3 separate regions of the Homo sapiens genome follow, and all the other regions are linked to region 2. The links are chromatin loops, found by intact Hi-C in ENCODE. Cell type or tissue: endothelial cell of umbilical vein. All regions are shown on one strand. Each heading gives the region's core, and the rest is flanking DNA. Links, peaks and the distances in the headings are about the cores only.

Region 1 (9,968 bases), core at 3,674-7,673, 59 kb after region 2:
ATGACAATTCAAAACCCACTGTCTCAAGTGATAAGGACTTCAATGTGACACTCTTTCATGTGTGATACATGTGGGTCTTCCCACACACAAATTCTTGAGAGATCTATGGGATTACAGCAGGGCCTAATGACCCTTACCTTTGGCCAGTGTGACCTCTCGGACACTGTAGCCCTCTCGAAGCCGTACGGACACAGTGCTGACCAAGTCGGCTGGCACCTCCTTCTCAGTGTGCTTCTTCCGGCGCAAGGCCAGGGCAGGGTTGCTGCTTGCAGAGACCAGGTGCTCATTAAATAGGCGGTGCTGAGAGCCTGGAAGACCAGTGGAGATGGGGAAGGAGAAACTGGTTATCTGCCAACTGACAGATCTGTAGGGGGAAGGGGCTATGCTGAAATGACTGTGAGGTAACAGTGCCAGCAGAGCCAGCCCCAGTTACACTTTCAGTCCTCCAGGGCCCCATCATCTCTGGGCCCATTCTATATTCCCTCCTTCCCACACCCACCTCAGTGTGCCTCTCACCGCAGTAATATTCAGGGTTCAGTGCTTCCCCACTGCGCAGGAAGGAATAGAGGAGAAATGCCCGGTGGTAGACAGTCAGACCCAGGTTGCCTGGCTCCGGCTCAGGACAAGTGGACAGGTAGGACCCAAATGTTGCCATTGCGATGAACTTCATTAATTCCACATTGGGCACATGGCCAAAACTGCAGTCATAAGAGTAAACTCCTCCCACCTGGAAAAAGTGAGCAACTGAAGACCTAGCTCTGACAGAGGCATAGGAGAAGGAAGAACAGGAGAGAAAGAGACTGGGCTAGGTGGCTGCTCCCATTCCCTGGACCACAGAGTGGGAAGTAGGCCAGTGTTTTCCCAGGACAGACCACTGTCTGTGTCTTTCCTTCCTTAAGCCCTTCTGTCTGATGCCCATGCTAACCGGCCACAGCATCCTCTTTGCTTCCTCCTCGATACCTAAAGGCCCACCACCTCCTTCACTAAAGATTTTGGCAACTGGTTCACTGACTTCCTGTCATCATCCTGAGAGACTTCAGCTTACCAACACTTCTCAAACTTTAGGGTGTATGAAAAACACCTGGGGATTTTGTTAAAATGCAGTAGGTCTGGGGTGGGGCCTGAGATTCTGCATTTCAAACAAGCTTTCTGCTGGTCTGTGGACTACATTTTGAATACAATAGCTGTAGGTGGGAAATTAGCAAACTACATATACCCTGAGGGCCAAATCTAGTCCATCACCTATTTTTGTGAATCGAGTTTTATTGGAACACAGCCACACACATTCATTTTGTATTGTCTGTGGCTGCTTTCACGCTTCAACAGCAGAGCTGAGTAGCTGTGACGGACCAAGTGGCCCACAAGGCTTAAAGACTGACTGGCCTTTGCAGAAAGTGTTTGCAGACCTGCTCCAGATTACTCATTCAAGTCCCTGCCCTCTCAGTTCCTTAACTCTCATCTCCAGTAACTTACTCTATTCCATTCACCTGCCTATAGGCTACACGCTGGCTCTTGGCTTCATGTGGAACAAATTCATCTTTGCAATTTCAAATTGCCATAACCCACTGATTACATACAACACTATTCCCTTAGCTTCCTCCCACCCTCCTCCTGCTGCTGCTCTTTGACCTCACTGAGACTGCCAGGCCTTGAACCTCTGCTCTCTCCAAATCTATCCACATTGTCCTGACCCTCCTTTCTCGACCCAGCTTGGACCCTACATTCAGACAACTTCATAAGCATCGCTCTCAAATCCCTGGCCCTCTTCACTCTCATCTGCTTCTTCGAAACCCCAACTACGATCATAGCCTCTATTCTTGGCCAGTGGTGCCCAGAGAAAACTGACAGTTGTGTAGGTTGGCACCACATCAAAACATATGACACCCAACTCAGCTAGTCCTTCAGGGCAGTCCTTAATACTGTTCCTTCTTCCCAACTCTGGCCTCTTCCTTACAGTACTCAGCTTCACCTTTTACTTCAGAGAGAAATCGGAGGCCCTTCGCAGACATCTTCACTTCTTTCTATTTTCAAAGAAAGAAACGACACTTCCCTGCTCCAAAAGAATCCCTCAATCTGTTTCTTAAGACAATGCCCTCCTGTCAATTTAGGGACTTTACTCCACCAGCCTCCTTTTTCCTTCCTTTATTTTCAAACTCTTCTTCACTACAGATCCTTAGAAACATGCTTAAGTCTCTAGCTTTAAAAACAAAACACAACACTCCTTTACCCTGTACTTCCCTCTGGTTACCATTCTCTCTCTTGCTCTGCTGTTTATCTCAACAGCCAAATTTCTTTTGTCAACACTTGTCCCTATTTCCTTCCTTCTATCCACTCTTCAATCCCCTCACCACCTCTTCACTAAAATGGCTCTGAAAAAGATCCCCGTGACCTCCTAATCACCAAATCCAAAGGGCACTTTTCATTCCTCATTTTACTTGATCTTTTTGCTACTTCTCACAGTGTAGTTACCATTGTGAGAAGCAGCAGAAAGATCCAGTAAAATTTTCTTCCAAAAATTCTGACCTTCTCTGACATCACAATCTTCTGGTTCCTGGCTGATTCTTCATTCCTTGCTGGGCCCTCTTCCTATGAAAGACCTTGAACACTGGTGTTCCCCAAAGTTCTTCCAGGACCCTCTTCTGTTCTCAATTACCATCTGTACCCTGATAAATCTTAAATCTCTACCTCTCAAGCAGTGTTTGTCTCCTGAATATCAGGATCTGTGTATTCAACTGCTACCTGCTACAAATAGCAGCCATTTCTTAAGTGATTACGTACAATGCTACATACTTTAAATGCATCTCACCTCCCAGTGAGATAAGTACTTTTACAATCTCCATTTACAAATGAATCTGACCTAGAGGTGAAGTGATGTGCCCAATGTCACACAGTTAGTAAGTGCAGTCAGGATTTAGACCAGCATGCCTAACTCCAAAGGTGATGTTCTTAACTGTCTGTGTTGAACCACAGGCACCTCGAACACAACATACACAAACTTGCATTCATCATCTTATCCTCACTCTACCACAACTGCTTCTCTTCCTTTTGCTCTGCTGCTACCCAGTCATCACTGGAGTCAAAAACTTGGAGACAACTTTAAGCCCGCTTCTCTCTCATCTCCTTACCCCCATCTTGCTAATCATGAAGTCAGGTTGACTCTGCCTCTTCATTTTTCTCAATCCTCTTACCCCTAATTTAAGCCCTGATCCTCTCTCACTGCAATTAGTAGCCTCCCCGACTTCCCCCGTCCTTCACCCAGCAGCAAGAGTGACCTTTATAAAACATAAACCCAACTAATGACTTTCCTTCTATCTATCTGCATCACCCACAGAATCATGCTTAACCTCATTAATAAAGCAGAACCAGATTTTCATGTTCTGGCCTGTGCCTACCCCTTCAGCCTTGTTTCCCATAGCTTTTTACCTCCTTCCCTACAGTCCATCAATCCAAATTAGCTGCAGTCCCTGGCTATGCCTTTTCCCCCTTTGGTTAAGCTAGTTTGAGCGGGGTTTTCTGACCCTTGCACTCAAAACAATAATGACTAATCTACAAGGGGAGGTGGGACTGGAAATGACTGTCAGATTTCAAATTCTGCATTCTTTTTGCTTTAACAGCTATTTCCAAAATCCTAAGGAAAGAGGAAAAAAATAAGAGTCCTCTCCCACGATGCTACCTACCTTCTAGATATGACTCCTTCCCCCCATGTAACTAAGTAATTGACTTTATCTGGGAAATCACTGCCTGTAAGAAAGTAATCAGCCATCCCAACTTTGTGTGAGATATTCCATATCTCTCTCGTCCTTCCTAAAAAGTCCTCACCTGGACAAAGGAACAAGCCACAGTGCCACTGCGAAGCTGGTTCAGCAGTGTCTCACAGACAGCAACATCAGGTACACTGGTCACCCCATCCGTGATCACGATAATCCCTGGAGCAGGAAACACCAGATCAGACCTGGAGACACTGGCCAGACCAAACTCACAGGGAGGCACCCAACTGACAGGGTCCTGAACGGCTCAGTGTCTTCCCACCAATGTCGGCAGTTTCATAAACTGTGAAGTTTTATAAACTTCAAACACCTTTCCTTCTCCCTTACCCTCCTGCTTCTTCCTCTTGAATGCCAGATCATAACCTCCCCTAAGTGATATCCTTGGAGCTCTACTCCTTCTAGGGTCTCTGATGGTTGTCAGAGTCGAGGGTTCCTGATACACACTAATACAGACTTACATTTTGCAAACAAGGAAACAGATCCTCTTCCCTGGGGCCCACTGATTCCCTGGAACTGCTATCTTTGTTAGCAGTCAGCCCCACCCTTCCTGTATCCCTGCTTCCCCAGTCCCACCAATATTCCTTCTACTGACCTGCACTAGAGTTCGAGGGTAGTAACTGCAGTGCCAAGATGCCCTGACGAATCATACTGACCAGCCCAAGATCAGCTGTCACCATGGAGACGCCTACCTTCCGGCCCAGTAGGTCCCCTGAGTCTGGGGACTGGTCTTCTGCCTGCCCCAAGTTACAGAAAAGACAGAATGGGGCAGATGGCATTGCTGCCCCATCCATAGCAAAGCCAGAATTTATAGCCCAGCACTTCTCAGGCCAGACAGGCCGAATCCTGTGAGAACCTCAATTCCCCTACTATGCGGCTGAGTCTTGACTGTGCTTCCTCCCTGTGTGTGCTCAGATACTGAACCTCAGAGGTGAAGGGAGTTCGGCATCAGATGAAGCTTCAGACTGTACTGAAGTAGGGCTTCTCCATCTTTTGCCAAGAAGGGCCCCTTTCCACATTTTTCCATCACTGTTATGAAATATTTTATACCTCAATCAAATTACATGACCAGTCATCAGGCACACAGGACTGCCATTTGCCTGGCTACTTCTGGGGTACCCAAAGTGATGAGACAGGGAAGTCTAGTGGGCCTAGGCAGCTTTATCCCTGATTGTACAAAATGCTAACTAGAGGTCAAAGCCACGCATAATCACCTTCTCAGATCCACTGGAGGAGATCTGGGGCTAAAAAAAAATGCAAACAAATGGATTTCACATTTTTTCCCTGAAAGAATCTGTGTTTTGGGGAGTATATCTGAGTCCTGCTCCAACAGGGAGTGTGTCATGAGCATGCCTATCCTTGTCTCATTTTGCCCCAGCTCTTAGCCCTTTTTTGCCCTATTTGGACTATCCCTCCTCTCTGCCCTCTGTCCTTAGCTGCTCCTCTTTCTAAGTTGCCTCTGCCCACTTTCTCTCTTACATACCTGGCTCTGGGGATCGTACTGCTGCTGCAGCATGGTGGCCACCTTATCCTCAAAGAGGCAGAGCTGCTCATATATCTGCTGCAGGAACACCTCCCGCTGGGAAGGGTCCAAGAGGCAGCCCTGTACCAGCACCTAAGAAGCACATGGGAAAGACTGAGACAGGACGGTCAGGGTGGCACAGACCACTACACTTCTGCTCTGTTTATTCTCCATAGCTCCATCTAGGCGATCCTGACTTCCTACCCAACCAGGGTCTAAGGTATGACTCCACAGCCAATTTCCCCCTTATCCAATCTCCATCAGTCCTCAGCCCAGGTCCCTAGTCATTAGTCATCTTTATCTGGGGTCACAACTTCCCTCTGCTTAGGGTCCTCCACACTGGGCTTCCCCAACCCCCCACATGGGGGCACTATAAGATCTTCTATTAATAGCTTCTTCTACCTTGGCCTACAGGATGTCTTATGAGCTGCCCCTCCTCAGCCCGGCAAAGCCTTTTTTATTCTCATACTTTTTAATGCTTTTTTATTTCTAAGCATACTGACCAGCCCAAGATCAGCTGTCACCATGGAGACTCCTACCTTCTGTACACACAGAGGCTATTCTGGACCTTTTCAATTTTACAAAAATTAGCTGTGCATGGTGGTGGGCACCTGTAATCCCAGCTACTTGGGAGGCAAGAGAATTGCTTAACTGGGACCTGGAAGGCAGAGGTTGCAGTGAGCAGAGATCACGCCACTGCACTCCAGCCTGGGCTACAGAGTGAGACTGTATAAAAAAAAATTTTTTTTTAAAAATTTTTGTGGGTACATAGAAGGTGTATATATTTATGGAGCACATGAGATATTTTGATACAGGAATACAATGTATAACAATTAAATCATGGTAAATGGGGTATCCACCACTTCAAGTTTTTTTTGTTTGTTTGTTTGTTTTTTTGAGACAGAGCCTTGCTCTGTCGCCCAGGCTAGAGTGCAGGTGCGATCTTGGCTCACTGCAACCTCCGCCTCCCGGGTTCAAGCAATTCTTGTGCCTCAGCCTTCCTCAGCTGGGATTACAGGCATGGGCCACCACACCCAGGTAATTTTTGTATTTTTAGTAGAGACGGGGTTTCACCATGTTGGCCAGGCTGGTCTCAAACTCCTGGCCTCAAGTGATCCACCCACCTCAGCCTCCCAAAGTGCTGGGATTACAGGCATGAGTCACCATGCCTACCCACCTCAGGCATTTATCCTATTTTTTGTGTTACAAACAATCCAATTTTACTCTTTTAGTTATTTTTAAATGTACAATAAATTACTGTTGACTGTAGTCAGTCTACTGTGCTATCAAGTACTAGATCTTATTCATTCTTTCTAACTCTATTTTTGTACCCATTAACCATCTCCCCTTCCACCTCCCCCAGCTACCCTTCCCAGCCTTTGGTAACCATCGTTCCACTCTCCATCTTCATTAGTTCAATTGTTTTAATTTTTAGCTCTCACAAATAAATAACATGCCAAGTTTGTCTTTCTGTGCCTGGCTTATTTCACTTAACATAATGTCCTCCAGTTCCATCCATGTTGTTGCAAATGACAGGATCTCATTCTTTTTTATGGCTGAATAGTATTCCATTGTATATATGTACCACATTTTCTTTATCCATTCATCTGTCAATGAACACTCAGGCTGCTTCCAGATCTTGTCTATTGTGAATAGTGCTGTAATAAACATGGGAGTGCAGATATCTCTTCCATATACTGATTTCCTTTCTTTTGGGTATACACCTAGGAGGGAGGATTGCTAGATCATATGGTAGCTCTATTTTCAGTTTTGTTTTGTTTTGTTTTTTGTTTGAGATGGAGTCTTGCTCTGTCACCCAGGCTGGAGTGCAGTGACACTATCTCGGCTCACTGCAATCTCTGCCTCCCAGATTCAAGCAATTCTCTGCCTCAGGCTCCCGAGTAGCTGGGATTACAGGCATCTGCCATCACGCTCAGCTAATTTTTGTATTTTTAGTAGAGACAAGGTTTCACCATGTTGGCCAGGCTGGTCTCAAACTCCCACCTCGGCCTCCCAAAGTGCTGGGATTACAGGTATGAGGCACCGTGCCCAGCCTATTTTGTTTTTTGAGGAACCTCCAAACTGTTCTTCATAGTGGTTGTACTAATTTACATTTCTACCAAGAGTGCACAACGTTACCTTTTCTCCACATCCTCACCAGCATGTTATTGCCTGTCTTTTGGATAAAAACCATTTTAACTGGGGTGAAATGATACCTCATTGCAGTTTTCATTTGCATTTCTCTGATGATCAATGATATTGAACACTTTTTCATATACCTGTTTGCCATATGTATGCCTTCTTTTGAGAAATGTCTATTGAGATCTTTTTTAAGATAAAAAAAATCCCATTTTAAAATCAGATTATTGGATTTTTTTTTCTTATAGAGTTGTTTGAGCTCCTTATATATTCTGGTAATTAATCCCTTGTCAGATGGGTGGTTTGCAAATATTTTCTCCCATTCTGTGGTTGTTTCCTCACTTTGTTTATTGTTTCCTTTGCTGTGCAGCTTTTTAACTTGATGTGATCCTATTTGTCCATTTTTGCTTTGCACGCTTGTGCTTGCAGGGTATTATCAATAAATCTTTGAGCCAAGCATAGTGGTTCACATGTGTAATCCCAGCACTTTGGGAGGCCAAGATGGGAAGATCGCTTGAGCCCAGGAGTTAGAGACCAGCTTGGTAGAGACCTCATCTCTACAAAAAAACTAAAAATTAGCTGAGTGGTGAAATGCACCTGTGGTCTCAGCTACTCAGGAGTCTGAGGCAGGAGAATCACTTAAGCCCAAGAGATCAAGGCTGCAGTGAGCTGTGTTCACACCACTGCACTCCAGCCCAGGCAACACAGCGAGACCTTCTATGGAGAACACAGCCAGTACCAGAGTTTATGCAGAGCGTGGGTGAAGCTGTTGATCTCTTTACAATCTGCACAGCCTATTGTGAGTATTTCTGGGCAGGCAGTTCCTCTGCCTGTTTCAGGAGAGGTTTACTGATTTGAGGCTTATATGTTAGGTCTTTGGTTTGGGTCTCATTTTAAGGGTTGTTTGGGGGCTGGGTGGTCGGCCTTACACAGGAAGCGGACAGACAGTGGATGAAGTCGCCGGGTGTGGTGGCTCACGCCTGTAATCCCAGCACTTTGGGAGGCTGAGGCGGGCAAATCATGATGTCAAGAGTTCAAGACCAGCCTGGCCAACATGGTAAAACCCTGTCTCTACTTAAAATACAAAACATTAGCTGGGCGTAGTGGCAGGTGCCTGTAATCCCAGCTACTCGGGAGGCTGAGGCAGGAGAATTGCTTGAACCCGGGAGGCGGAGGTTGCAATGAACCAAGATCATGCCACTGCACTCCACCCGAGGTGACAGAGTGAGACTCTGTCTCAAAAAAAAAAAAAAAAAAAAAAAAAAAGATAGTGGATGAACTTTTCTGCTCTATCTTGTGGGCAGGTGATTTTGCTTTTGTTTTTGTTTTTCATTCTTCCCCCTCCACAAGCCAAAGTCATTTCACTTGGTTTCCACTGTGTGGACAGTGCTGGAGCTCAGCACTTGATGGGGCTGGGTGAGCCCTAGGTTGCAGACATGGCAAAGCAGAGAAACTGTTCTTCTGGTTCCTGCCCAATCTCAAAGGGGCTAAAGCCCTTCCCAGGGAGGAGGGTGTTCAGGAGCCAGACTTTTGGAGAGGAGGCAGTTTCCAGTCTGCTGGGTGACTGTCATTCTGCATGTGTTCCCTGAGCTGGAAAGGGCTGGAAGCTTCATGCATGAACCATGGAGAAGTAGCCATCACCCCTGCCATGGGTAGAGGGCATCCTAACTGGGCCCCCTGGGTCAGGCTAGAGCCAACACTGCCAGCTGCCCCCTCTGGCCTGCTGGCAATGCCACAGGTGCCCAAGAAGATGGGGGATACCTGTGCCAGAAGCCAACCTGGTCTTCCCAAGGGGCAGTGCCCTCCATGAAGACAGAAGTGAGAGAATAAAGTTCCCTGTAGATCCTCTACTTTTGGGTTGTGTTTTTCAAATGCTGACATTTCAGAGGGGATCCTACAGAAACCCAGCTGGCTTCCCCCAAGGACTCCCCCTTTGCTGGGAGTGGATTTCCACATGTGCCTTTGATTTCATATAGATCAGGCTTTACAGTCACCAATTCAGCTGCCAGAGTCCCTGTACTGGGGGTTGGCATTTTCTACAGAAGAGGAATGGCCTCCCTCACCCTGCTCCCCACCCAGGCAGGGCAGCACAGGATCCAGCAACTCAGTGCTATCAAGATCCCCCCCCAACCCCCAATATACCCCACCTCAGAGGCCTTGCCTGGGCAACCTCAAGCCCCCGTTCCTCGCCATACACTGATGCCTGGCAGCTATAGCAAATGACTCATGTTCTTTGTCAAAGGCCTGTAGTGAGATGATTTTGTTTCCTTTGTTTTGTGAGTTTAAAATTGAAATTAGTTATTTCCTTCTGCTTAACAGTATTAAATAGAGCAGGATATTGAGTTAATCTGCTAGATTAGACACAGAAAAGAAATCTTTGCCCAGTCCAGTGTCATGGAGCGTTTCTCCAATGCTTTCTTTTAGTAGTTTCATAGTTTGAGGTCTTAGATTTAAGTCTTTTTTTTTTTTTTTTTTTTTTTTGAGACAGAGTCTTACTCTGTCGGCCAGGCTGGAGTGCAGTGGCGCGATCTTGGCTCACTGCA
Region 2 (9,968 bases), core at 2,306-6,305:
ACAAAACCAGAATATACACTGTATTTACTTTCAGTTGACTAAAGAAACTGCTAAAGGGTAATCACATGACATACTCATCATTAGGGAAATACAAATTAGTGCCACAGTGATACCACTACATACCCACTGGAATGGCTAAAATTTAAAAAGACTGACCTTATCAAGTGCTGGTGAGAAAGTGGAGCAACTGAAACTCTCACACACCACTGATGGAAAATATAAAGTGGTACAATCACTTTGGAGAACAGTTTGGCATTTTCTTAAAAAGTTAAAACTACATCTACCACATAGCCCAGCCATTACATTCCTTGGTACTTACCTAAGACAGAAGCAAATATATGTCTACACAGAGACATGCTAGTGTTTATAGAAGCTTTATTTGTAATTGCAAAAAACTAGAAACAACCCAAAGTCTATAAACAGGTGACTGGATAAATAAATTGTGAATATACATATGATGTAAATATTATCTGGCAATAAAAAGAAATGAATACTGATACATACAAAAGGATGCACTTCAAAATAATTATGCTAAAAGAAGCCAGACCAAAAAGAGGACATTCTGTATCATTCTATTCATATGAAATGCTAGAATATGCAAATTAATCTTTAGTGATGGAAAAACATCAGTGATTATCTGGGGACGGGTGGGGTCAGACAGGGGTGGGAGGAAAATGAGGAAACTTTTGTAGGTGATGGGTATGTTCATTATCTTGATTTTGGTGATGATGATGTGAGAACTTATCTAATTTAAATACATATAGTTAATTGCACATCAGTTATACTTCAATAAAGCTGTGAAAAAAAAAAACAGAAAGAGAGAAAAGAAAAGAAAAAGAAACAATTCAGTGGTGTGCTGGAGCCCACAAAATTTGAACATCTCTTCGCACCTGCTCATTCAGTGATGTTACACTGATGGCTTGGAATAAGCCATGGTGGGAGTACATTTCCACACCAGAAATTGACTACAATTCAGGGCCCTTCCCTGCCCCTGAGCCAGTTTACTCGTCACCACTGGTGTATACCAGGCATAAGGTAGCATCGCAAATTTCAAAAGCAGCACCTTAAATGCAAGAAAAAATTGTGAACAGACATGAAAAGCATGTGAATAAATCTAAAAATAAAACTACAAAATTTTGTTGATGTCAAATTTGTGAGGTTAAAGGCAACAACGTAGATCTAACACACAGGATGACAGTAGCACGTATGTCTGAAGCAGGGCAACTGGAGTTCATCTATCCCCAAATCCTTGGCTTGATTGGGACAATGATACAGATATTGACTTTAGACATTTTTAGATAAAATACGAATGCTAAACTGGTTTACAGTAACCACGAAAAGCACACAATTTGAATGCATGCTTTCAAAACTTGTAGAGGAAAAATGCAATGAGAGAAAAACCGTAATTAAGTCCAAAAGAAGGGCTTGCCCTTCACCTGCAATTCCTCGCATGCTCCCATCACTGATAATGTGGGTAATGATGATGTCACCACATGCCATGGATTACTCACTTCCTCATTCTTCCCCAGCAAGGTTATCGCTGTGTTCCTCAAATACATGAGCAACGGAATTCCAGAATCCCATTTTGAGGAACTATTTTCTGATTTCACAATGGCTATGTCAGTCTGAGTTCAAATAGGAAACAGATGGCACACTGAAATTAGTATAATTCAAGGGGGCTTTTATGAAGGGGCCATTTATGAAGGTTTGGACAGGGTATCAGGGACTCACAAAGGATAATGTAATCATCCAGAACTAATAACAGCAGAATTACTGACATCCCCAGATGAAGACAGGGAATGGTTTCTGGAATCCAGAAGGAAATTCCTGTAGAGTGGGCCACGTGGAGAGCAGTGGTGGCTTGTGGTCAAAGGACACAGCCAGCCCAGGACCTGTAAGGGAGCTCTGTGGCTGGGGATCTGCATTGGCTGAACCCAACACGAAGCCAGGAGACAAGGACTCCACTGGCATAGACCATGCGGGGGCTCTCCTAGGAAAGCGAAAGGGGAGGAAGGGTGGAGAGTAATTTTTTTTATTTTTTATTTTTTAGACAGGGTCTTTCTCTGTTGCCCAGGCTAGAGTGCAGTGGCGTGATCACAGCTCACTGCAGCCTCAACCTCCCGGGCCCAAGCAATTCTCCCACCTCAGCCTGCAGAGTAGCTGGGACTACAGGCATGTACCACCATGCCCGACTAATTTTAGTGTTTTTTGTAGAGAGAGTCTCACCATGCTGCCTAGGCTGGTCTTGAACTCCTGGGCTGAAGCAATCCATCCACCTTGGTCTCCCAAAGTGCTGGGATTACAGGCGTGAGCCACGGTGCGTGGCCAAGAGTATTTTATATCTTTCATATACATATACATATGTGATATATATCCATTTGTCTATATCCCCTCATATATTTGTCATATATCATACATATAGTGTATGTTTAAATGAATATTGATTGTTTAAAATAACAACAATAATGTCTTGTGGAGTTTAAAACACATGTAGAAATAACAGGCTGGACGCAGTGGCTCACGCCTGTAATCCCAGCACTTTGGGAGGCCGAAGTGGGTGGATCACTTGAGGTCAGGAGTTCGAGACCAGCCTGGCCAAGATGGTGAAACCCTGTCTCTACTAAAAATACAAAAATTAGCCGGGAGTGGTGGCATGAACCTGTAATCCCAGCCCCTCAGGAGGCTGAGGCACAAGAATCCCTTGAACCTGGGAGGTGGAGGTTGCAGTGAGCCGAGATCACGCCACTGCACTCCAGCCTAGGCAATGGAGCAAGATTCCATCTAAAAAAAAAACAACAAAAAAAAGAAATAACATAGATGACAAAAATTACACAAAAGGGAGGAAGAGAAGGATAAATGGAATTAAACTGTTGTGAGTTTCTTTCATTGTTTGAGAAGTAATAAAAGTACTAATTTAAGGCAAACTCTAGTGAGCCAAGGAGTTCTATTTTTAAAATATACTTCTTATTTTAGATAGTTTTAGATTTACAGAAACATTGAGAAGATAGTACAGAGGGCTTTCCTGTGCCCCACATTCCCTTTCCCGTTATTAACATCTTACATTATGACATATTTGTCACAAGTAATGAATCAATATTGATACATTAGCTAAAATTCACACTGTATTTACATTTCTGTAATTTTTACCTACTGTCCTTTTTTGTCCAGGATTTGATCTAGGATCCCACATTACATTTACTTGTTATGCCTGCTTAGGCTCCTTGTGGCTGTGACAGTTTCTCAAATGGATATGTATATGACATACACATATACATTCATGTGTCCTTGTTTTTCACAGTTCTGAGCAGAACTGGTTGGGTATTTCATAGAATGTCCCTCAGCTGAGATTTGTCTGATGTTTTTCTCATAATTAGATTGGGGTGACCTGTTTTTAGGGGGAGGAAGGAAGAACAAGTGGTAAAGTGTCATTTGCATCACATCCTATCAAGAAGAACACACTATCCACATGACCTATCGCCATTGATGTTGACCTTGATCCCCTGGCAGAGGTAGTGTTTGTCAGGTTTCTCCACTGTAAAATTATTTTATTTCACCTTTCAATAGTGTACTCTTTGGAAGGAAGTCACTATGTACACCCCATAATTAAGGAGTGGGGTATTATTCTTTCCCTCCTTTTCAAGGGCAGAGTATCTACATAAATTATTTGGAATCGTGGTGCAAGGGAGATTTCTCCTCTCCCATTTATTTACATATTTAGTCATTCATTTATATCAGTCTGGAGTCTTGGATATTTATTTTATACTTTGAGTTATAATCCAGTACTATTTTACTTATTTTTTTTTTTTTTTGCTTAAAAATTTTCAGCGTTGACCATTGGGAGCTCTTTGATTTGACTCCTGTGTCCTTTTGGCATACTCTCAACATTTTTTAACACTCCTTTACTTTCCGGTACTACAATATGATTCAGGGTCCTCCTGTATATTTTCTGTTTCAATTTGAGCCATCCATTTCTCTGAGGAGCCCCGGTTTCTGTTATGAGAATGGCATTAGAACTGGATGCTAGGGGTGTTCTTTGCTCCTAGGCCTTCTCAGCTGACAGAGTAAGGGAAGATATGTGTGTACACTAGCCTGTGTACACACACATGTATATATATACGTGCATGTCATATACAAGTATGTATGATGTATGTGCCTATGTATATATGTATGTGTGATATATAAACATATTTCTGGATGTAATTATCTGTGTCTATATTAAACTAAACATGAGTTCATAGTGATGTAAGGAGATATTTTAATCTCTATAGTAACCACTAGAAGAATAAAAAAAGAATGTATTAATAAAACTAACAAGGTAATAGAGGAAAAAAATAGAATAATAAAAGTAATTAGTCCTGAAGAAGGCAAGGACAGAGAAATAAAGGAACAAAAACCAGATGAGACAAATAGAAAACAAAGAGCAAGACGATAGATTTAAATGTGAAGAAAAATAAACAGTAACAGTATCGGAAAAAGTTTAGGGGAACATTCACCAGGCCAAATCCACTCTCCACGCTTCCTCCCCCTTCGCTTTCCTAGGAGAGCCCCCTCATGGTCTATGCCAGTGGAGTCCTTGCCTTCTGGCTTTGTGTTGGGTTCAGCCAATGCAGATACCCAGCCACAGAGCTCCCTTACACGTCCTGAGCTGGCTGTGTCCTTTGACCACAAGTCACTACTGCTCTCCACATGGCTCACTCTGCAGGAATTTCCTTCTGGATTCCAGAAACCATTCCCTGTCTTCATCCCTTCAGGCCTAGGGATGTCAGTAATTCTGCTGTTATTAGTTCTGGATGATTACATTATCCTTTGTGAGTCCCTGATACCCTGTCCAAACCTTCATAAATGGCCCCTTCATAAAAGCCTCCTTGAATTATACTAATTTCAGTGTGCCATCTGTTTCCTATTTGAACTCAGACTGACATAGCCATTGTGAAATCAGAAAATAGTTCCTCAAAATGGGATTCTGGAATTCCGTTGCTCATGTATTTGAGGAACACAGCGATAACCTTGCTGGGGAAGAATGAGGAAGTGAGTAATCCATGGCATGTGGTGACATCATCATTACCCACATTATCAATGGTGGGAGCATGGGAGGGAATGCAGGTGATGGGCAAGGCATTAAGAGATCAAGTAGCGCCGGCACTTAATTGCTATGGCAACAACAGTGATTAAAAAATAGTAGAAACAACTGGATTCTTTTTACTATCCTAAGAAATTTATATAGGGAAAAAGAGAAAATCAAGGCTATGGAAATACAATTAAAAAGACGCATGGAAAACCAGAATGCCTCCATGGTGGCCCTGAGGGGTTCCTTATTTCCGGTAATTGAAGGGTAAATATGGCTAAGAACTAAGTCTATGGTCTGACTGTTAAAGTTGTAGATTTGCAGCAGCAATTAAATGCATAACGCGGCCAAGTCTTTTATGCCAAGGCAAGGTTCTCGGGGAGGACTCTCAGATACAGGAAGGGGATACAGGATGCCTGAAAGGCAGGCCTGATTGGGCTGAGACTTTTGAACCTCTGTTCTCCTCTAAACCTTTTATTCTGGCTGAAGGAGCTATCTCTCCTCTGCATAAAAGCCTTACAATCATTGTTCCCAGGGCAGTTGCCCCATATGCTAATGCTAACTCTCCTCAGGTCCCCTCCCTTACCTCTTATTACCTTCAGGCCCATAACAAAGTAGAAGGCCTGCTCCAGAAAAAGCTAGCTGTACTCTTAAAGACGTGCAAAACCCCGCCTAGGTGGACAGTCAGGGTAGTCAAGGGAAAGGTCAGGGAGTGGATTGGGAGGATGGTAGACAGCCACTTCTCTAGGTGTGGTCCCTGGACCAACAGCATCAGCATCATCTGAGAACTTGTTAGAAACGCAAATTCTTGGGCCTAACCTCAGATCTATAGAATCAGAAACTGTAGGGGTGAGACCCAGAAATCTGTGTTTTAATAAGGCTTCCAGGTGATTCTGATTTGCACTAAAATTTGAGACCCCCCCACTCCCTGACTTAATAGATCCATTAGATCCTCATGTTCCTGAGTCTTCAGACACCTTCCTCTACAGCATTACTACTCAGAGCTGTTGTCCCAGATCAGAGGCACTGGCATCACCTGCATCAGAAAATGCAGAACCTTCGACCCCACCCTAGACTTATCAAACCAGACTCTGCATTTAAAAAGATCCTCAGGTGCCGTGCGTGCTCATTAAAGTCGGAGAGGCCGTGTTCCACAGCGGTGGCTCTCGAACTTTGGCATGGATGAGAATCACCGCACTGTGAGCACCAATGTGCTGTGCAAACCTGCTCACTTCTCCCTCACCACGGCCCCTGAGAAGGTCTGAAGGACACTTCCCTCACTAAGGTATTTGGAAGTCCTTGAAGAGCTCTGTGGTGACTGTCATCTATAGGCTGGAGATGACAGTTGGGGACAATGCAAAGGAATTGGGTTTCTTGATCTTAAAGAGAATAATGGGACCCCACAGTAGATGAGGCAAGGTGGCCATGCTTGCTGGTCAGACAGGAGGTAGCGCCCCGCAAGCCACAGAGACAGAGTGGCCATCAGAGTGCTGTAATCTGTAGTGAATTGTGGCGCAGTTCTCTAGAAATGAAATACTTGGGCAGCCTGTGAAGGTGCTGCCTGACAAATACAGGTGAAAAATTCTAGGTTTCTGGGTAGAAACTGGAGGAAGATTCGTGGCCTTTTACCCAATTCCTAGACCTAAGTCAGTTCATAAACTCGGATACCCACAACTGAGGAGGGACCCTGCAATGTGGTCACGGATGTATATTGTGTGTCTTCTCCAAAGCCTTCCTCAGAATGGCCTGCAGCCATTTACCAGGGCAGCTATACACTAGGGAGAAGGAAATATACTAGATACTCCCAAGGTTAATAAATATTGACCCTGAACTCACTCTGATCCCCAGAACCCTGAAGTGCCACCATCATCCACCAGTGAAATTTGGAACTTATGAAAATCAGGTGATGTATGGAATCCTAGCCCATACATCCTAGTCTGTCTAACACAGTGTCCACAGGATCAGGTATTCATCCTGTGTTTTTCCCTGACTCCTAGAATGTGTAGAGAAAAGAGAGATATGTAATAACTGGCAGAATGATTATATTGGTCCTTTGACCCATGAAATTAAGACTTTTGTAGTGAAAAGGAGGGCAAAGTGGAAGCTCTTGTTGATGGAGATCCCTCCAGCACTCACTTCCACGCCCACCATACCAAGAAAGTAAAAAATACTTCAACCTGGGGGAAACTACAGTGATTAATGCTACCACCAGCAACTTGAGATATGCATAGGTGGCAATTCCCAGTACATCCCCATTTAACTTACTTATCTGGCTAGTGCAAAAGCCAGATGGGGCATGGAGAAAGAGATCTTTGTACATTTATTCACATAGTGATGTCAGTCACAGCTACAGCACTAAATGTGAAATACTTACTGTGGCAATTCAACACAGCCCATGATATCTGGCATTCAGCTTCTGACCTAGAAAACATTTTTTCCCCCAGGAAAATCCGAAGCAGTTTGCATTTACATAGCAGGGCAAATAGTATACCTCTACTATCTTACACCAGGACAATATCAAGTTTCCTTTTCTCTGTCATAATATAGTGTGATGGGAACTTGATCATCTTGATACCCTACAGGATGTCATTCTGGTCCATGACATTGATGGAATTATGTTAACTGGACCTGGTGAGTAGGAAGCATCAACACTCTAGATGCCTTTGTAAGACATATGTGTGCCTAAGGCCAAGAGGCATATTATGTAAGTGAAGTTTCTAGAGGGTCATTGGCGTGGGTAATCCTTCTCTAAAGTGAGAGACAAGTTGCTTGCCCTTGAATTTCACAACACAATGATGGAGACACACTTTGTTTGGGGGAAGCCTACCTTGGACTCCTCCATCTTGAAAGGAATAGAATTTTGCTTTCATGCCGTAAACATGTCTTCTGGGTACACATTTGTCTTCTCTGCCTGAAGTGCTTCTTCCAGCATCACTTGTAGACTTACGGAATGCCTTATTCTTCACCACAGTATCAAATACAACATCATCTCTGATAAGGGGGCCCATTTTATAGCATAGGAAGTATGGCAGTGGGCTCCTGCCCATAAAATTCTCTGGTGTTATGATGTGGCTTATCAATTTGATGGCAGTGGCAGCTCGTCTGGAGTGGCTGCTGCCACATGCCAGCTGTAGCAGGGAGGTGCGGCCACGGCTGCACACTCCACAGAGCCAGCAGGAGCTGGGGACAAGTGGGAGCCCTGCCCCTTCTGCATTGGTGGGGAAGGAGCTCCCTGGGTGGTGCAGCTGCAGCTGCCCAAGTCGTGGCTGCGGACTTGGGCCTTTCACTCCACAGAGCAGGCAGAAGCCCCACCCTTTCAGGTACAGCTACAACCACCCAAGTCATGGCTGTGGACCCAGGCATCTCTGTGCTCTTGGGGGGTCCAGGAGCAGGCAGGAATCCCACCTATCTGGGTGTAGCTGCAACCGCCCAAGCTATAGCTGTGGACCCAGACAACTGGGCACTCTCAGGGGCCTGGGAGAGTCCCCCTTCCTCCTGCAGGCTCAGAGGTGTCTGCTCCCACTGCCTGGCCTCTTCCCACTCCCTTGTCTGCTCCAATCTCAGAGCAAGGTTGGGGCCAAGCCTGGGTGCTGTCACAGCCTGGCTGGGTGTGAGAACACTTGGGGCAGTGCCAACACGCCAGCCCCCTGCCACCTTGGCCCCCTCCAGACTTTGGGCACTAATAAGCATAGGAGGGAAGCCAAGGGGAAGTTGAGGGAATCTTGGCACAGGCCTGCAGGTGTTCCTTGGCACAAACAGCCTGGGCACCATCAACAGCAGCAGGAGGCAGACAAGCTCCCGCACAGAAGGGATCCTGCACAGTAGGGAACGGGTCTGTGGTGAGGCCCGACCTTCAGGCCAGGGAGGGCCTGAAAGCTAGGGGTGGGACTGCCAGTCTGAACTTGTGGTGCCTTTTCTGGGCCCACCCATGGCCACCCATGGACCAATCAGTACACACTTTGTCCTTCTGAGGCCCATTAAAGCCCCAGGCTCAGCCAGAGCTGAGCAGATGTCCCAATGACCAGCTGCAGAGAGGAGCTTCCCACTCCAGGGCCTCCTCTGAGCTATTGTGTCACTCCACACAGCTCCTCTTTGCCTTGCTCATCCTGCACTTGTCCATGTACCTCATTCTTCCTGGACGCAGGACAAGAACTTGGGACCTGCTGAATGGTGGGGCTGAAAGAGCTGTAACACAAACAGGGCTGAAACACACCCCTTGCTCACCACATTGCAGGAGAAGAAGAAAGAAGAGCTGTGGCCCTTTGGGGAGCCCAGACCTGGGAGCTCCCCGAGCCAGGGCTGTGACTCCCTCTTTGAGGCCCTGAAGTTCCTGAAGTCTCCAAGCTTCCGGGTGCCACCATGTTCCCTGGTGCCAGCCATAGAAGCTGCTTGCAGTACACCTGGTCTAGCTGCAGCCTTGCAGAGAGCCAGCACCTGTGCTGACACCTGGAGCTGCCCACCCCACTGCAGTAGCCAGCACGCTTGCCTGTAAGCAGTGGCCAGACCCCATGCTTGCTCACTCACATACCCCTTACTGCTCCACACCTGGCTTGCCCTTGGCAGGCATGGCATCCAGGTCAGTGGCATGAGCCGAGTACAGCCTGCCAGGTTGAGTGGGAGGAATGAGCCCAGTGGGCCCAAGCAAAACTTGGGCAAAGACACTACTCGCCACAGAGGTTTCCAGCCAGAAAGGCAACACCCCAAGGATCCTGCAACAACTTGGAAGCAAGTAGCTTGAGAGAATGGTGAAACAGATTACTAAAGGCTCATTACAGTGCCCTCTGGAAGGCAACACCCTCCAATGTGGGGGTGCTCTCTCATAGGGTACAGTGTATGCTTTCAATCAGAAGTCAACATATGGTGCCCATAGCCAGGCTGCATAGGTGTAAGAACAAAGGGATAG
Region 3 (9,968 bases), core at 3,360-7,359, 92 kb before region 2:
GGCCTGAGTGGCATCCAGTGGAGTGATAGGCAAGGAAGGGGTGGCCCAGGGCCGGGCACCCCAAGCACTATATAAATACTAGATGAACCAATGTGTGAGCGAGCCTTCCCAGAGCTGCTGCCAGACAAGTCCATGTGGTTCTGTGGAGGGGCCCAGGCCAGCAGGGAGGAGCGTCTGGCTGCTTGGGGAGCCTGCCTGGAGGAACTATGAGAAAATGCAGAGGAGCCGAACCGTGCTGGCCGCTGTGCTGCGCTGGGCAGCGGCCACAAACACTGCCGGCCGTTTGCTGCCTTGATTATGGCTGTTTTAATTAACTGCGCTACAGCTGCCTCCATCTTGTTGAGTTTTAATTAAATTAAATGAGCTAACACTTCGTGGGCTGTCTCAGGCGGCCGTGGCTGGGGCCAGAATCTTGCCCTGCTGGGCAGCTTGTCTCTCCCTCCTCCTGCTGGGCACCAAGGGGCTGTGAGGCTGGTGGGAATTGATGGGGAGGGGCTGGCATCCCAGGGAGTGGGAGGGCACCTCTGAAGCCTGCAGGCCCCTGAAAGGGGCAAGAGTCATGTCCTCCTTTTCATCATTGACATCACAACTGACAGGCAGAAGGGGCTCTGGCCGGCACTGGCCATCCTGCCCGAGGCCAACCATCCCATAGCTAGCAGGAGGGCTTCTGAAGCAAAGACTATTGGTCCAGGCCGTGCTGGCAGCAGATGCAGAATGCAGCCAAGCTGATTCTGAGCCTCTTTTCCCGCCTGCTCTGTTCCCACAAAAACTGAATCAATTATCCTGGCAGGAGCCTCACAGGCAGATCGATCAATGGGGTGACACCTCCCTCCTGCACGATGGCATCCTTGCTCCCAGGGCTCCGAGCTGGCTCGACGGAGACATCCAGAGGAGACAGGTGGCTCTGGTGGTCGAGGGACAACAGCAAGTCCCCTTAGTTCCAGGCCCCTGAGATCCAGCCTTTTGAAGCCTGATGAATCAGGCACCTTTAGCCTCTTTTCCCAGCTAAGCCCTGCCATCTGAGGAAGCAAAGAGAAGCATCATCCAGGCCCTGTCTCAGGCCAGGCTACAGGGAAGGAGGAGGGTGAACATCCATAGAGCACCCTTGAAGAGTCCACCACACTGGCACATCACATGTGCTGGGAGGGGCAGAACTGGCCCAAAGTCTGGAGTCTGACAATCCGAAGAAGGTAACGGCACAGCCAACCACGAGCTCTCTTCCCTGAGCCAGGCACACCTGCAGTAAGACCCAGCCCACCCCACCAGGTACCCTCCGCTCAGCCCTGGAGGTGCCCAGGCCCAAGGGAGTAGGCTGTGCTGGGATCTGACAAGACGCTTGTTCTGAGGTCTGCATGGCCCCTTGACCCCTGCCCTCTGCTCACCTGAACGCAGCTGCTTGATGCGGCCGTTGCTCGTGGCAGGGTCTACAGGAAGGAAGTCCTTGAACCAAGAAATCTCAGGGTCTGGATTTCCGCCTGCGGCACATAGCATGGTGGCTGTGCGTGCCTTCTCCACCACCTTCAGCTGAGGCCCCATGTCGATGGAAGGGAACCCAGGGGGCAGCTGTTCCTCTGCAGACAAACAGCAATGTGTGTATTAGGGCTGGCTCTGCCTGCCCCCTATGACCCCTCTGGGGGTAACCTCCCCAACTGCAGGTTGGCCAGGGCCCTCAAGACTCCCCTCCCCTTTCCTTGACTTCTAAGCATGAAGCATACCCCGATTTGAGGAACCAGGGTCCTAAGTCTCTTTGGCAGGGCAGAGGCTGCAGTGGGGCCCACCCCTGCCCTGTCAGGGAGTTTCCAGGTCTGAGAGGCAACGCCTCAGACTGAAGGCGTCAGCACTTATCTCTCCAGGCCCTGAGAAGAACGAGAATCAATGCTCTGCTGGTCACAGCAGAAAGCACTGCATGAATGCTGGGGCTGCAGGGGGTGGGGGGGGGGGCTAGCAGGGAGCTCGCGCAGCATCCAACAGCCACAGCTCAGCCTGAAGGCCTCTGTGCTGTCCAGCCCCCTCTCCCCTGTCCGCACACACAGTGTTCCCTTCATCCAGCCTTCAGCTCTATCACATGGCAGAGCCCCAGGTCACCGCCTGGTCTCTAGCCCTGACCCGGGGCACCCCCAGCCCTACCAATGATCCCCTTCTAACTCCGATCCTGACCTTGACCTATTCGTTACTGCAGCCTTGACCTTGAGCTTTCTCCCTCACTTAGTCCTGACCCTGGGAGTCACGGTCAGGGCTGCAGACCATGCCTGAGTGTGTGGAGGCAAAGGAGATAAAAAAGCTCTAAAGACACAAAAAGTTGGTAGGGGGAGAAAAAACTCCCTCCTGGCTGCCTTCTCCCAGCTTGCTAGGGGTTGGCGGCACACAGAGGAGTCACTAGCATAGAGTAAGAGGAACAGATGTCAGCAGCAAACCCACTCCCACTGTACATGGGCTCCCATATCAGCCCCGAGGGGCTGCAGGGCAAGGCTATCTACTCTCCACCCCTTGGAAGCACAAGTCCAGGACAGGCTCAGGACTAGTATAGATCAAATGGGACTCCCACGTTCACCACGAACTAGCTTTAGGGCCTGGCATGTTACTCATTCTTTGTCTCCTTTATCTGTACACAGGGTTCAAGTGCCCACCTTGATGGTAAGGCTACTGTGAGGTCTGTATCTGATCATGCATGCAAGGTGTTGCGGAGCATCTGATGCGGAATTCACTCCCAGTGAATATTAGCTGGTGTAACTAGTAAGGGCTGAGCCACTGGGGCAGACAGGTATTGAGACTAGAGTCGGGAACTCCCTTTTCCACTCTAGGCTGGTGAGAGGCCCTTCCCACTAGGACCAAACCACCAATTTTCTTTTTCTTTTTTTTTTTTTTTGAGATGGAGTCTCACTCTGCTGCCCAGGCTGGAGTGCAGTGGTGCGATCTCAGCTCACCGCAACCTCCGCCTCCTGGGTTCAAGCAATTCTCCTGTCTCAGCCTCCCGAGTAGCTGGGATTACAAGCGCCCACCACCACGCCCGGCAAATTTTGTATTTTTAGTAGAGACGGGGTTTCACCATGTTGGCCAGGCTGGGCTCGAACTTCTGACCTCTGGTGATCTACCCGCCTCGGCCTCCCAAAGTGCTGGGATTACAGCTGTGAGCCACCAGGCCCCATCCCAAACCACCAATTTTCAAGGCCTCAGCAGAGTGTCTCTCCCAGTGTGGATGCCAGACACACCCAATGTGGGGCAAGGGGAATGTGTGTTCTTTGTCTGTCTCCTGGGGAAGGCGGGGAGCTGGGCTCATGGTGGGGGAGACCAGCACCACTCTACCTCCTTTCCACAAGCCCAGCACAAGATGGGTGTATGGGAACATGTGCCAAGGGAAGTCAGGCTTCTATGCCAGAGTAAAGGCACATGGCATCCTCAGACATGAAGAAGGTAAAGGCTGGCAGAAACTAGCCCTCCCTGGAGCCTCTTGGAGACCCAGGGAGAGCGACTGGGGGGCGGGTAGAAGAGGGAGTTGGACGAGCCCCAACAGGCAGGAGCAAGATACCTATCTATCTGCTGCCAGTCCCAGGGGATGCTCCCCAAGGCTCTAGCTGCCAGGGACATCCCAAAGGGACTGTGGCCCATGAGGAGCAGAGGTCTCAGGCTAGAGAGCAATAGGATTCCCAGCACGGCCTTGCCGCCCCAGCCTTTCCTGGGACCTGGCTGTACGTTTCCCCACCTGCAGCCCTAGAAGTTCTGGATATAAACCCAGTGTCTCCTTGGCTGTAAATATGATCCCACAGTGCCCTTTCAGATTTTTAAAAGTAAAATGTTCAACAGTGGCAAGAGAAGGGAAGGAGGACGGAAATGAAGAGGACTGAGATGCACCAGGCAGGGGATCAGCCTCCTTTGGCCCAGCTGCTGCTTGCTTCCATAGGAAGGCCTGAGGGGGACCAGAGGTGCAGGGCTCACCTCCCCAACACCTGGGGACACTCGGGGCTGCTAGGGCCATCCTGGGTGCCCTCCAGAGCACCAGTCTAACTCTTTCAAGACCTCATTCCTACCTGCCCAGCTCATGGGGAAGACGTGGCCATGGCCTGCCAGAGTCAGGGCCCAGGAGTCAAGTGGCCTTCATCTCCACCCGCAGATAGGGAAGGGAAGGGAAGTACAAATGTGTGCAGCCCTGTGTCTCGGAATCTACTCTGAATTCCTTACACGAGGAAGGTCTTTGGGATTTACGCCAAATTAAGGACAATTAATTTTCCTCCCTCAATTATCACGCCCTCAGTGGCTCTGTCCTTGGCTCAGATCATCCCTCAGGCACTGCCGCCAGAGCCTAAAACCAGAATGTGTGGAGAGCTGTCCATAAAACAGCGGGACCCAAAAGCCAGTCCCCTGTGCCAACTAGGCTTCTAGGCAGCACTCGGAAGTCTGCCACTCTGCCACCCGGGAAGGGAAGTGGGTCTTACAGGAGGGCTCCAGCCCCTCAGGAGCGACTTGCTGCTGCCTCTTCCTTCTCTCCCATCCAGGCGCCTCTGAACATTCAACTCAGCCAAGTACAGCAGCCCTTTCCTGACGCCCACCATGCGCCTGGCCTGGCTGAGCACTGGGCATCCTGGTGTAAACTGATCTATCAGCCAGACTGGCACACTTACCACCTTCCCCCACGGGCACCCGCGGAAGCTGGGTCTACCGCAGCCTCAACACTCAGGCTGAGGACCTGGGCAACTCCTCAGATGATGTCACATGATCACTCCAAACCCATCAACAACTGGGAAAACTGAGACCCAGGTATGAGGGACAGTAAGATTTATGAAGCATTTACTAGGTTCCAGGTACTATGTTAAAATGCTTTACAAAATGACTTAAATCTTTACCAAACCCTTATGAGGTACATGGGCAACCAGGGGCTGAGAGAGATCTAGACATCTGGACACCTGCCCAAGGTCACACAGCTAAATCGGAGGTGGGGCTGGGAGGAGACCGGGTGGTAGGCCCCCAGCCCCAGCGCTCTAGGCGTGAACACCCCGCGCGCGAGAGGGCCGGCAGCCTCCCCCACACCACGCCTCGGCCGGCACGGCTCAGGCTCCACTGCAGAGCCCCGCACACGCGCCGCGGCGTTTGCATCTACCGCAAAGCGAACCCCAGGGTCCCCCACACGTGGACAGTCGCAAGCACCCACCCATTTTCCAACCCCGGGATGCACCAGTCACGCTGAGTCCCCTCAAATCGCCTCCTGTTGGCGCCGAAGGGGAGGAAGGGCCCCTCCCCGCTCCAGGCCAGCCGGTAGCCATGGCGACGGTGGAGCGGCGGGCGCTGCCGCGGAAGGGCTGCGTGTGCCCGAGTCCGTGCAGGCGCGCGCGTCCGCTGTCCGCCCTGGCACCGCCCTTCCCGCCCCCGCCTGGGTGGAGCCTCTGCGCCCCTTCCCAGGCCCCGGCTCCTCAGCTCCAGGGAATCCTCCCACTAGGCTTTCCCGCTTCACCGACGCGGCCCTCCCCTCCACCCCCAACCGGGTGCCCTGCACAGTGCGGGGAGGGGCCATCTGCCTCCTCAGCCTCAGCGCCGGGGGCGTCTGCACTACGCGTCTCAGGGCCATGGCCTGATAAGAGGGTGCCCTGGACGGAAGGAGAAGCCCATGGGGACTTCAGGGGCCTTCAGAGGTACCCAAGAGCCCGAGTCTCCACACCGTTTGCGGATTCTACCCGCATGCATAGACAACATGCACACACATTCCCTAGGGTCTCCCCGGCTCACGCAGATATGTGTGCAAGGTGGGGAGTGTGCACGTGTGTGTGAATGCCTCCTGCACCTAACTGCGCTGGCCTTTACCCACTGCAGCAAGGAGACCTGTCCCCTTCCGTGGAGAGGTTTGGTTGCCCCATGGGCAGAAGACGATGACAAGCCCTAGCGAGGGGAGGGTCGGGGGTCGATGGTGGGAATCCAAGGTTCAGAAGTGGATGAGCGCTTGGCTAACCTCCCACAGCAGTGTTGGAGCTGATCGGTTTGACTCCACAGCTCACTTGCTATCTTGGTGGCTTCCTGGAGGAGGGAGATTCAAGAACAGGAAACACATGAGCATGGGAGGCAGAAAGCTTTCCAGGGAGGAGGGGAAAACTGCCTTTGTAAAGGCTGTTGTGGGGGAAGGTGGTGGGATGACAGTACCAAGGCGAGTCTGGTGGGAGCTGGGGCATGTGTTGGGGTCCTGACAGAGGAGCCTAAGATGGGGGTGGAGGCTGCTGAGGCCCCCTACAAAGTACACACAGGTCTCTTTGTCCAGCTCAGCCTTGGACGCCTGAGGGTGAGTCTCTGGGCCAGAGGGAGGGGGCTGCACCAGGGAAGCTGACAGATGGAGACGCCTTGCAGGGTCCTGGGGCAGGCAGCACCGTCTGTCAGTATGACCTTTTCACCCATGTTTACCCAGCTTCGTGGCGTCTCCGTGCAAACGCAGGCACGCACCCGCACACACAGACACAGGCCCCCTGGGGTGGCACCGTCTGTGAGCCTGACCGCCTCCCCTAAGCTTGAGTGTTGGGCCTGGCCTCACCCTGCCTCTCAACACACAGACACCATAGAAACATGCACAGCCAGGAACCCACAGAAATATACATGGAGAAACAGACAGGTGTAAAAATAGAAACCTACATGTGCATGTGGAGGGGCACCTGCAGTGACTAGCACCTGTGGAAACAGGCGCATGCAAGCAGATCCAGAGGCGGTGCACACAGAGACACGCAAACACACATGTGGAGACATGCACAGCCAGACACACCTATGCCAAAACACGTGCGCCTGGAGACACATGCAGGGACGAGACACATGAAGGAACCTCGTAGGTGGCAGGGCTGCTGGCTCCCCCTGCCCTTCAGCCGCTCCACAGAAGCCAAGGCCACCTCCAGCAGCTCCATCCTCAGCAGGGCCAGAGCCAGACGCCTTCCAAAAGTCGAAGGCTGCCAGATCTGCACGCTCCCACACTCTCCCAGAGAGCCCAGCCCCACCCCCAGGCTTCCAGGCAGTAAGGGGGGCCTGGGGAGCCTTGGGCCCATCTCCCTTCGCAGCTTTGAGTCTCGATTTTCAGCTGTTTTTCCAAGAGCAAACTCCCACCTCTTCCAGCACTCAGATTTCATCAAACTTGGCATCTTAAAAGCCTGTTTTGTTTTTCAATCTGAGCTGTTTGGGGCCTGTTGGCAGGCACGGCGTCCCCCTCCCAGTCATCCCCTCCTTCCTCGGGTTTCCCTGGCACCCCACATCGCCCTACTCAACCCAGTTGAGGCCTCCCCACCACAAGAACCCAGGGGCCATGCCCTGCGCATACACCCGACCCACACTGGAGTTCCAGACTCGGGCCCACACTGGACTCTCCTTCAGTGGCTCCCCAACCTCAGTCCTACTCCAGGGAGACTCTTGTCATCCATTCACTCCCTAGGTTCGGGCCCTTCCAGTCACTACAGACACTGATAGCCTCCCTCTCACTTCTCAGCCCTGCTGTCTCCCAACACCAAAGCCAACAATGGCTCCACGGAACTAACTGTTAAGGACACATGCCGGGCCTCTCGGCAGCACCCCGCCCTGCTGACCACTCCTCCTCCTTCGCACACTTTTTTCTCTTGGCATTTCTTGACCTCACACACTCCCAGTTTCCCTCCAGTCTCTCAGGAACCTCCTCCCAACATGGAGAGTCGGTTCCTGGGGCTCCTTCTGTCCTGGCTCTGGCCTCCTGAGATTTGCTATTTCTCAGCCTGTAAGATTCCAACTTCAGATGTCCCCCGGAGTGCCAGGCAAATGTGTACGAGGCCTCTTTGACACCTCCCTGGATGCCTGCGCACACCTGGCTCAACAGATTTCTAACTGGACTCACCAACTCGCCTCCTCAAACCTGGTCCTCCTCTAGTACATGAATCTTAGAAATGGCACCCCCACCTACCCAGCCCCAGAGCCAGGAACCTGGAGCCTTGCACCTCCCCAATCCTACAGGTAGCCAGGCAGGCCTCTACTCTTTCTAATCTTATTTTTTTTTTTTTTTTTGAGATGGAGTCTCGCTTGGTCGCCTAGGCTGAAGTGCAGTGGCGCCATCTCATATCACTGCAACCTCTGCCTCCCGGGTTCAAGCAATTCTTATGCCTCAGCCTCCAGAGTAGCTGGGATTACAGGCTCCTGCCACCACACCCAGCTAATTTTTACAGTTTTAGTAGAGACGGGGTTTCACTATGTTGGCCAGGCTGGTCTCGAACTCCCGACCTCAAGTGATCTGCCCACCTTGGCCTCCCAAAGCGCTGGGATTATAGGCATGATCCACCGTGCCCGGCCTCTTTCTAACCTTCTAGTGATCTGCTCCCCTATCTTCCCCTACCCATACCCAGATTTGCGCCAATGCCATCACTCACCTGGACTGCAACAACCTGTCATTGGTTTCCTTCCAGCCCCCACTATGCACCCACACGGACCTTTCTGAAGCTTAAGTTTGATCACGTCATTGCTCTGATTAAAATTTGGCCAGGAGCAGTGGCTCATGCCTGTAATCCCAGCACTCTGGGAGGCCAAAACGGGCAAATCACTTGAGGTCAGGAGTTCAAGACCAGCCTGGCCAACATGTTTCGTGAAACCCCATCTCTACTAAAAATACAAAAAATTAGCCGGGCGTGGTGGTCCATGCCTGTAATCCCAAGCTATTCGGGAGGCTGAGACATGAGAATTGCTTCAACCCAGGAGGCAGAGGTTGCAGTGAGCCGAGATCACGCCACTGCACTCCAGCCTGGGTGGCAGAGTGAGACTCCGTTTCAAAAAAGTCCTCTCAGGGCCAGGCGCGGTGGCTCACGCCTATAATCCCAGCACTTTGGGAGGCTGAGGCGGGTGGATCATGAGGTCAGGAGGTCAAGACCATCCTGGCTAACACGGTGAAACCCCATCTCTACTAAAAATACAAAAAATTAGTCAGGTGTGGTGGCGCGTGCCTGTAGTCCCAGCTGCTCGGAAGGCTGAGGCAGGAGAATCATCTGAACCCGGGAGGCGGAAGTTGCAGTGAGCTGAGATTGTGCCACCGCACTCCAGTCTGGGCCACAGAGTCAGACACCATCTCAAAAAAAAAAACAAGTCCTCTCTCCCCAGCAAGCAAACCAGTAGGAGGGAGCACCTTACCAAGGATGGAGAATGTGCATGCACAGGGCATTTGGGCATTTAAACCGCCATCCTGGTGAGCCTGTTCCCAGAGCCATTGGCTCCACCGTGGTCATGAGGCTAGGGAACACGTACAGTGGGCCTTACAAGTACCTGTGAGTATAGGGGCAGGGGGGCAGGCTGGGCACAGGGGAAGTGCCCAGTGTCCATGGCTAACAGAAGAGGCAGGAGTACCACCTACTAAACAGGAGCACCCATTCGGAAGGGAATCCACTTGGGCGCCTCAAGGCAGATCACAGCTAATAAAAACAGGAGAACTTACTTAATACCTCTCCCATCCCCATCCCTGAGGCCTAGAACCTCCAGGAAATGATTGTAGAACCTCATGTCTGCGTGGATCTGAAATCTACTGCAGTCATGGGGGTGTAAGGACAGGTCACAGAGGACTACAGCAGCTGGACCAGGGGTATACAGGTCATGCCTCAGTTGCTAAGGGAGAGGTAGAAGCTGGCTTGGGTTCCAGGTTCTGGGGCCACTTCTACATCCTCTGTGCTGCAAATCAGGTAGTTGACAGCCCCAGCTTCTGCCAAAGCAGACTGTTACCCCAGACACACATGTAGACAATAGAAAGGGATCACATCTTGCCACTTGGGAAGCCATCTTGTGCCTGCAATAGCCCTTTACCCAACTCCCCAGCCATCAAAGTCAGGCCTGGGCCAAGTCATTCCACCATGGGTGGAAGGAATATACAGGTTTGGAGCAGGGAAGGAGGTGGAGCAGGGAGAGATGACTCCTTGAGAAAACACACATGTACCCATCTTGCAAATGTAAGCTCCCTCACCAGCTCTGCTCCAGTTCCAGCCCAGCCCAGGATACCTCAGGACAGGGTCATATGT

What was found. A loop is a pair of places that touch in the nucleus more often than their neighbours do. Peaks named below come from ENCODE experiments on the same cell type or tissue, not always from the same donor. Only the 100,000 strongest peaks of a DNase experiment are listed, where the experiment ranks them.
Region 1: it touches region 2 in a loop (5-fold over the local background); 1 of 110 quality-filtered maps calls a loop at or near these places.
Region 3: it touches region 2 in a loop (11-fold over the local background); 1 of 110 quality-filtered maps calls a loop at or near these places.

The regions. Positions count from the first base shown.
Region 1 is chr1:43,410,493-43,420,460 of GRCh38, reverse strand. It overlaps SZT2 (SZT2 subunit of KICSTOR complex), which reads right to left. Exons shown (of 72, transcript NM_001365999.1): 5 at 5,248-5,379; 6 at 4,360-4,501; 7 at 3,820-3,926; 8 at 517-727; 9 at 138-308. Among named protein-coding and RNA genes, the nearest start is that of SZT2, 26 kb to the right of the region's middle. In endothelial cell of umbilical vein, for the core only: a CTCF peak has its summit at 5,651 (motif pointing right); a DNase peak (open chromatin) is centred at 5,650.
Region 2 is chr1:43,467,712-43,477,679 of GRCh38, reverse strand. No RefSeq gene overlaps it. Among named protein-coding and RNA genes, the nearest start is that of HYI, 19 kb to the right of the region's middle. RefSeq lists enhancers at 1,268-1,562, 4,667-5,866. In endothelial cell of umbilical vein, for the core only: no CTCF peak of the experiment used is centred there; DNase peaks (open chromatin) are centred at 4,069, 4,689 and 5,120; H3K27ac peaks cover 4,000 bases.
Region 3 is chr1:43,561,193-43,571,160 of GRCh38, reverse strand. PTPRF (protein tyrosine phosphatase receptor type F) reads right to left here. Exons shown (of 34, transcript NM_002840.5): 6 at 1,383-1,571. Among named protein-coding and RNA genes, the nearest start is that of PTPRF, 35 kb to the right of the region's middle. RefSeq lists a silencer at 5,273-5,422 and enhancers at 5,267-6,062, 9,918-9,968. In endothelial cell of umbilical vein, for the core only: no CTCF peak of the experiment used is centred there; no DNase peak of the experiment used is centred there; H3K4me3 peaks cover 674 bases.